Linked DNA regions of Mus musculus: all the other regions are linked to region 1. Evidence: chromatin contacts called from ENCODE Hi-C or POLR2A ChIA-PET data. All regions are on one chromosome and are shown on one strand. The core of a region is the stretch at or near the end of the contact, and the rest is flanking DNA. Distances in the headings are between cores, read along the strand shown.

Region 1 (2,706 bases), core at 148-2,647:
GGGCTGGAGAGCTGCTCAGCAGTTAAGAGCACTGGCATTCTTCCATAGGAACCAGGTTTGATTCCCTGCACCCACCCAGTAGCTCACAATATCTCTAACTACAGAGGCTGAGGTCCTCCTCTGGCCTCTCTCAGGCAGCGTGCATGCACATGGGCACACATACATACACGGAGGCAAAATACACCTCTGTGTTTACCTGTGTCTGAACTGTGTCCTTTATAGCCAAAGGGAAGGAAAGAAATTAGAGATCCAAAATCATTTTCTCTGCCCCAGGAGCATACGCCAGCTCTTCCTGGTGCCCAAGCTGAAACTCCAGAGTACTGGACTCCAGAAAGAACTCTTTACATTTTAAATAAGTCGCTGCACACTTCTTAATCCCAGCAGAGGCAGGTGGATGTCTGAGTTCCAGGACAGCCAGGGCTACACAGAGAAACTCTGTCTCGAAAAAAAATGAAAATAAATAGATAAAATAAATGTCTCTAGTCGTTCCTACAAACGACAGCCAAATTTACAAAGTGCGAGTACAACTCCAGGCAAGTTTCCCCCAGTAAACCTTCTTGCCCAGGGCTTGCCCAATACTCCGAAGACCCACTAACTGCGAAAAATCTCCCGCACTCTTCCCTCCTGTGAAAAGGTGGGTTAAAAAAAACTGTCGTCCCAAGCCGGAGCGCCGCTTTCACTATCTACAAACTTCCACCTGCAACCCGAGTTTCCTCCCACCGTAGGCTCGCCACCCGGAGGAGCTCCCTGCCCGATCCGATCCGCCCCGCCCCCTCAGGCCGCGGATCGCAGCAGGACACCCACCGTTCCCGCTCCGGCCACTTTGGGGGAGGGTGTCTCCGTCCCCGAGCCTCCCGAGCCTCCCCACCCCCACAGTGGGAGTGCGCTCGCTTGCTCGCAGCGTCCCCCGAGAGTCCCGGGCACCGGCCCCGCTTCTCCCGGGCCGGCAGGCCGCCCCTCCTCCCGCCGCCTGGCACGGAGCAGCCTCCCCCTCCTTCCGGGAGACCCGCGCGCCGCCGCAGCCCCGACCGAGCCGGCTACCTGGGAGGCACGGCCTGCGCGGAGGAGGAGGCCCTCCGCAGCCCTCCGTTGAGATCCTTTGCCTCCGGCGACGAGGCGGATACCGCCGCGGACCGGGACCCGGGTTCAGCCTCGCTCCAGGCCGCATCCCCGCCGCGGGAAGCGGAGGCTCCAGAGGCAGCGGCACCTTGGCGTGAGGCCTCGGCCGCGGCCTTCTTGGTGTCGCCGAGTGCCGGGGACTTGGGGAAGAAGCTGTACAAGGTGCTTTGTCGGGACATGATGAAGGCTGACGGGCAGACCGGGCCACGGCTCCGAGCGCCTACAAGGATCGCATCCACCGCGCGGCCGCCGCTGGCGGGAAAGTCGGGAGGAGGCGCGTCCTACCCGAGCATCCGTAGCCCAGCGGCCAATCCGAAGGCGTGTCGGCCTGCGCGGTGGGCGGGGCCCCGCCCGCGACGTGCCCTGGCGTAGATGGGCGGGGCGGGGCGGGCCCAGCCCCCAAGCTCGGGTTGGCGGGCCTTGAGACTGAGCCTTTGCAAAGCAGTGGAGCTCGCGGTGGCTACCCGGGCAAGTATGCACCAAGAAGACGGAAGTGGCTTGCGCGGTTGCTGGAACGGCGGGGTGCACCCTGCGAGAAGCCGCGTCGAGCTCGCTGCGGAAACACCTGGCCCTGCGGGCGGTCCTGCGGTTGGACTGAAAGGAGCTGAGAAATTGGTTGTTGCTGTCTGCCACGTACGGTGCGTTCGCAGAGCATTGTACAGAGCGGCACTTGTGAATGCCAAGTGCAAGAACAGCTATCCACAAAACCAGCTACCCACAAAACTTTCCTTGGCCCGTCACTGCCTCAACTAGTTTACGCCTTACTATATGAGATGGGCAGTTAAGGTCCAGTCTTATCTGAGCCCTTTAGCATAAGTGTGCAGAATTTTTTATATTTTAGAAACTGAGATTGCTAAGGTAATGTTGAGCGTCAACGCTTGGGCCCTAGCAACCCTAACGAGCTAAACTCCCACTCATCCTCAGTAGTCGAATAATAGAGAAAATAGCAAAAAAACAGATTTTTTTTTCAAAGGGCCACATTAGGAAGATAAAGTTCAGCCCCCCCCCCCCGGAAGTTCATCTTTGGGGGTACTGACGTGAAGTTTTGGTTTAAACCGGGCGACGGGAACCAGAATGGTCTTGTAAGAGGTGGTCTGACCCACCATAATCTCTGCTCCAGACTGTCCTACATGGGGATTCAACGAGCTTCAGATACTTGAGAAATCTCTTTCCAGAAACCAAGTTCTTCCTCTACACTAACTCGAAGCTTTGTCTTACCCCTTCCCACCAAAAAATTCCTGGAGAAATTCCAATTCTTTGGAGTCCATTATTTCAATTGCCTGATAGCCAAAGGGAGCCAAGTGTTTCTCCTCAGAATGTCTTCCTGCCAGGTTGATTACAGGGCGTTTTCGAAAATTGGAGCTCCTATTCAAATTCAAGAAATTGGAGCTGAGCGCGAAGGTGTGTGCCTTTAACCCCATTGTTCCAGGCAGAAGCAGGTGGATCTCTGAGGTCAAGGACAACCCTGGCTACAGTTACAAGACTTGCCAGGGTTTGTTACACGGAGAAACCCTGTCACAAAAAAAAAAAAAAAAAAAAAAAACCAAAACAAAAAAAACAACTAAATCAAGAAGGAGAGAGAGAGAA
Region 2 (2,706 bases), core at 151-2,650, 370 kb after region 1:
TAGGACAAAGGTGTTATCCGCACCATAAAAGTGAGGTATCATGGCCTTGGGCCCCACGCCCATGGATGGAGAGAAAACCAGAGCTGAGGTAGCTCCCCAGAACTCAGGCCAGTGTACACTCGGAGCGGCTGAGGCGAAGCTGACGAACCTCAAAGGCTTCGTGGGAGAGCCTGTGAACAGACCAGAGAGTGAGGTCACTGCATGAGCTGAGAAGGAAACGGTGGTTGGCGGAGGGCTGCCCTACCACAGCCGGCCAGCCTACCACAGCTGCCCTCTGGGTAGATAGATACTAGCTGATTTAGTCTCTAAAAGCTGGAGTCCACTGTACATGTACAGTTCAATGCCTTGGGGTGTGGGGGCTCCCCTTGTTAAAATGTGAATGGTCACATTCATTTGTGGGATCGTCATGAATGATGAATGGGATTTTTTTTTTCTTTTTTCCTTTTCTTTTTCTTTTTCTTCTTTGTCTTTCCTTTTCATTTAGGCCTCTAGCTGGGACCACACCCTGCCACCTGAGACACAGAGGCCAACGGTGAGGAAAGCAGGCGGAATGGAAATGCCCCTTTAACCATCCAAGAACCAGAGAAAAGCCACAGGCTCCAGGAAGGTTCAAAGGGCAGAGGGAGGGCCTGGTGAACTCGAAGTCTCCAAACAGTAGCTTGGACATGCCCATTGGGGCAGGGCAAAGACAGCATCCCGCACAGGGACTTCTTTGGCATTTATGTTGGACAGTCACCCCGAGCTCTCTGACTACAGGCCTGGAAAGTCTCTACAGTTAGTACTGAGAAGAGTGGGAGCTCGGTGAGATTCCACGGTGGGGGGATCCAGGCAGGGAGACTGGGCCTGCAGTTAGAGCTGCTTGTCTTTCTGGATCAGGAACTCAGAAATCAGATACTGGCTTGACCTGCCTTCAAAGTAGGATTGACCGTAGGTATGTTGGGATGGTTGGGCATTTCCTGAAAATAACGTTTTCCCTACCCTACTCACTGATCCCTAGCATTCCTTTAACAGGGAGCCAAGACTTGCGTTACAGAGCAAATTTAAAGTGGCTCGGGAAGAGAAACTCTAGACAGAGGAAGAGGAAGTGTGTGTGTGTTGGGGGGGGGGGGGGCTCGAGCACACGCGCGCATGCCCTTCTTGTACGGTGGTCATGTTTTGCTCATGCCCATGCGCATGAGGGAATAAATCAGCTTCCTCTATCACAAAAAGCAGCAGAATTATTCCCAACTGGCTTTAGGTTTCCCAGATTTAGGCAGCAGAAGAAAGCAAAGCCGCCCCCTCCCCCCTCCCCAGACAACATTATGAAACCAGAGAGCTGCTCCAAAGGCTTCAATTCTTCTTATTTTTTTACGTTGGTAGTTCTCTGCCTTTCTGATATGTAGTGCTGCCTCCTGCTGGCCATGTTGCGGTATAGCGGCTGAAAGGCACGGGGGTGAGGGGTGGGGGACTCTGACCCCCTACCTAGGAAGCCTATGGCGGGAACATCGCTTAAGAAACAGGATAAGACTCTCAAAAAAAAAAAAAAAAAAAAAAAAAAACAACAACAACAACAACAAAAAACCTCTGGGTGTCTTTTGGCTTTGAATTTAAACAGGGATATCTATGTCTTGAGCTCTAGTTTAGCAAATTAGGTTCCAGGGCCTTGAATGTTCAAAGAACAATGGCTGCCAGCTCCACCCACCTCCTGGATTCCAGGTTCCCGGGCAATCTTCTGCAGTTCTCTCCGGTGAGGCTGCGGCCTCCAGGGCGTGGTGAGAGTCTCCATTGTCTTGTTCCCTACCACTCCTAGAATCTCTCCAAAGGAGATTTCCCTACAGTTGCTAAGCAAAGCAGTGCCAGTTTCTGTAGATAGGGCCCAGCAGAGATTAGAATTTATGTAGCTGCACTTGGATGGTCAAATATCTCAAAAAAGATACCTTCAAGTTGCCTGATGCTATGCTAGAGTATTAACAAAAGCCACCAAAAGCCGGGCGGTGGTGGCGCATGCCTTTAATCCCAGCACTTGGGAGGCAGAGGCAGGCAGATTTCTGAGTTCGAGGCCAGCCTGGTCTACAAAGCGAGTTCCGGGACAGCCAGAGCTACACAGAGAAACCCTGTCTCGAAAAAAAAAAAAAAAAGTCACCAAACATATTTATTGCCTTTTTATTTTAATTTGTGTGTGTGTGTACATGTGCCATTACAAATGTTTGTGAGCCACCATGTGGTTGCTGGAAATTGAACTCAGGACCTCTGAAAGCCACTCTTAGCCCCAGCCCAATGTCTAGGCTTTTTTTTTTTTTTTTTAAAGAATAAAAGATGGTGTCTTGATATGTGGCCCAAACTGTTCTCAAAGTTCCAGCAGTCCTCCTGCCTCAGCATCCTGAATGCTAGGATTACAGGTGTGCACCACCATGCCCTGCTAACCAAGCATTTTAGAGACACTGATAAAATTTATACTGGTTTCAGCTGTATAGTTCCAATTCACGAGAATGAAGGTAGGTGGGTCTAGAGAGATGGCTTGATAGTTAAGAGGACTGGCTGCTCTTTGTAGAGGATCTGGGTTAGATTTCCAATATCCACATGACCATCTATAATTTCATTTCCAGGGATATGATGCCCTCTTCTGGCATGCAGGCATTTATATGCAGATAGAGCACACATACATAAAACAAAGAAATAAATCTTTTTTAAAAAATTTAAGACACACCTTTATTCCCAAAACTCAGG
Region 3 (2,706 bases), core at 85-2,584, 300 kb after region 1:
AGATAAAGAATAGCTGTCTAACAAAAACAAATTCAACTGGTTGTGAAGGCAGCAGACTATTACCTAGCACAGACCAGGCAGAAATACGATGTCTGTAACATCCATTTGCATATAACAGCATAAAGAATTAGAACTCATGCTGGGCGGTGGTAGCGCACGTCTTTAATCCCAGCACTTGGAAGGCAGGTGGATTTCTGAGTTCGAGGCCAGCCTGGTCTACAGAGTGAGTTCTAGGATAGCCAGAGCTATAACAGAGAAGCCCTGTCTCGAAAAACCAAAAAAAAAAAAAAAATTAGAACTCACAACTCCAAAGTATGATATAATGGACATTCAATGTAATTGAAAGAAAAAGCAACGGGGGTGGGTGGGGGAGAGGTTATTATGGTGATCAAATTAATCTTCCTAGGCCACAAATGAGTTCTGAAGCCTTTTAGGGAGAGATGATGCTGAGTGGTGAGAGCCAAGGTGGCAGAAAAAAAAAAGAAAGAAAGAAAGAAAGAAAGAAAGCTAGCTAGCTAGCTAGCTAAGCACAGCTTTCCAACTAGCTCAACCGCACTCAGCAAACAGTAGGGGATCCACAACTGAAATCCGGGCAGTTCAGCTCCAGGGCATATCCTAGGTCCTGACCACTTGGCGATACTGCCCTTCAGCAATGGTCCATCCCAGGTTCTCAAGCGAGACGGTTTAAAAAAAACAAAACAAAACACAGCCTATTGGCAAATGAGGGTGTCTTAAAGGAAGCTCTCAAAACGCCCTCCACTCCTCGCTCCTAGGCTGCGGGCTGTTATTGATTTGGAGGTACCCACGGTGACACAAGACTCTAATCCTATCAACTTGGGAGGCTGGAACTCGAGGCGTCCGAGGACAGCCTGGACTCGGCGGTGTGCAGCCGCCCAGCGCACTGTGCGGAAGCGAACCAAAACAAGATGCTAAACGCGTGGCCCGGGGAGGCAGCTCTCGGGCGGGGCGCTCCGCCGCAGCCCCACCGCTGCATGCGCCCAGGTTTCCGGCAACGCGGCCCCGAGCCGGCCCGGGCCCCGCCGCCGCGGCTGCCCTCACCTGCCGGCCCCATGTACTTGATCACGCCCTGGGTCTTGAACACCTCGCGGGCCGCCAGCAGCGCGTCCTCTCCGTGCGCCGTGTAAAAGTCGCCGCGGTCGAAGAGGCGCACCGTGGTGCTCGGCTTCTCCGGCATGCCCTCAAAGAAGCGCACGAAGCCCGCCTCGGCCGCGCCTTCCAACTGCAGCGTCTCCTTAGGCTGCACCGCCATTTCCGAGCCGCTCCACACCAACACCACTAGAGCACAGAGCGACCCTGCGCTGGCCGCGTCGTTTCCCGCCTCCCCAACCTCGCCCCCTAAACCTCGTCCGGCCTCTGTGGGCTCGCCCAATCACCATGCAGCGCTGCGCCCCGGTGGGTGGGAGTCTACCGCAGTAGCCAATCATAAGCGAGCAAGGTCCCAGCTTCCCGCGAACTCTAGGACTCTAGCTACTGCGCATGCGTCCGACTTCTGCAGCCTTGCAGGCCTTCCAGAGGCTGCGCTTTCAAGTCCGCCTGGTGGGTGGGTAGGTGTGCTAGGCGGGGTCAGCTAGGAATTTGTTTTATCAAGTGACCGGAAACGTAAGAGTGAAATCACAAAGAACTTGTAAACAAAGAACTATCTTTTTTCCCCCACCCAGCCTTGAGTGTGCGTTATACACTTGCAGTGCAAACTGCCATAGGTAAAATTTCAGGTATATTCTGCACAACCTCTTGCTGACCCAGTTTTGCATTTCGCCCATCGGTTGACGAATTCATCCAATAGACACTTGGCAAGCCGAGCGTGGTGGCGCATGCCCTTAATCCAAGCACTCGGGGGGGCCTCTGAGGCCAGCCAGGTCTACCAATCGAGTTCCAGGGAAGTCAGGACTACACAGAGAAACCTTGTCTGGTAAATAAATAAATAAAGGACAGATGGGGGCTCAGCACCTTGTCTGGTAAATAAATAAATAAATAAATAAACAAATAAAGGACAGATTGGGGGCTCAGCAGTTTCCTAACTTCCTAATGTTTTCATAGTCGCCTACCTTGAGTTCAGTCCCCATCACTAGTGTAGCTCATCATAACTGGTAACTCCAGATCCTCGGTGTGGGTGGAGGAGGTCAGGTGCAGACACTTATTAATTTAAAGAAAAAATATATATATTAAATGTGGAAACGAGTAGGGTGACACACACTTGAAACCCCAGCTCTCAGGAGGTCAGAAGGGCCAAAAGTTAAAAGTGGGTCTGGCAAGAAACACAGTACAGTATTATCCTTGGCTACGCAGCTGGAGGTCAATTTGGGCTACCAGAGACTGCATCCTAAATAAATAAATAAATAAATAAATAACCTGCTTTGGAGTTCTAAATAAATAAACATCCTGCTTTGGATTTCTGTGTAGCAAGACCCTGTCTCAATAAAGAAAAGGGTGGAGGCGGGGGAGGTAGAGAGGTTGCATCTGGTTTTTCTTCCGTGCTAGTGAATGGATGCAGACTGCACACTGTTTTAGAAGTAGATAAACAAACACACAGAAAGATGGAGACTAAGAGGTGTAAACCGACAGGAAAAACTGCAGGGTTATAAACATTCTTAAGGGCTAATTAACTGATTAAGATGTGATTGTAGGGAGCTGAAATATTGCAAGCCCTGAGCCAAATTATCTTGAGCTAATTGTAGTCCCCTAAAG

What was found. A loop is a pair of places that touch in the nucleus more often than their neighbours do. ChIA-PET counts read pairs that join two places held with the same protein, here RNA polymerase II (POLR2A).
Region 2: POLR2A ChIA-PET joins it to region 1 with 19 read pairs in embryonic stem cell. The contact joins the enhancer-like site here to the promoter of Msh6 in region 1. A Hi-C loop is called at or near these places in 1 of 37 maps with a recorded cell type or tissue (left cerebral cortex). POLR2A ChIA-PET finds 5 or more read pairs at or near these places in 4 of 5 experiments (all embryonic stem cell).
Region 3: POLR2A ChIA-PET joins it to region 1 with 43 read pairs in embryonic stem cell. The contact joins the promoter of Msh2 here to the promoter of Msh6 in region 1. POLR2A ChIA-PET finds 5 or more read pairs at or near these places in 5 of 5 experiments (Patski and embryonic stem cell).

What each region holds. Positions count from the first base shown.
Region 1 is chr17:87,973,741-87,976,446 of GRCm38, reverse strand. Msh6 (mutS homolog 6) reads right to left here and starts at 1,397. Exons shown (of 10, transcript NM_010830.2): 1 at 1,042-1,397. The coding sequence starts at 1,298.
Region 2 is chr17:87,600,785-87,603,490 of GRCm38, reverse strand. It overlaps Gm46609 (predicted gene, 46609), which reads left to right. Exons shown (of 3, transcript NR_169183.1): 3 at 485-1,208. Among named protein-coding and RNA genes, the nearest start is that of Gm46609, 11 kb to the left of the region's middle. Within about 2 kb of position 1,400, at least 1 of the 3 ENCODE cell types and tissues checked has a DNase peak (open chromatin) inside an H3K27ac peak, as active enhancers do.
Region 3 is chr17:87,671,160-87,673,865 of GRCm38, reverse strand. It overlaps Msh2 (mutS homolog 2), which reads right to left and starts at 1,334. Exons shown (of 16, transcript NM_008628.3): 1 at 1,060-1,334. The coding sequence starts at 1,270.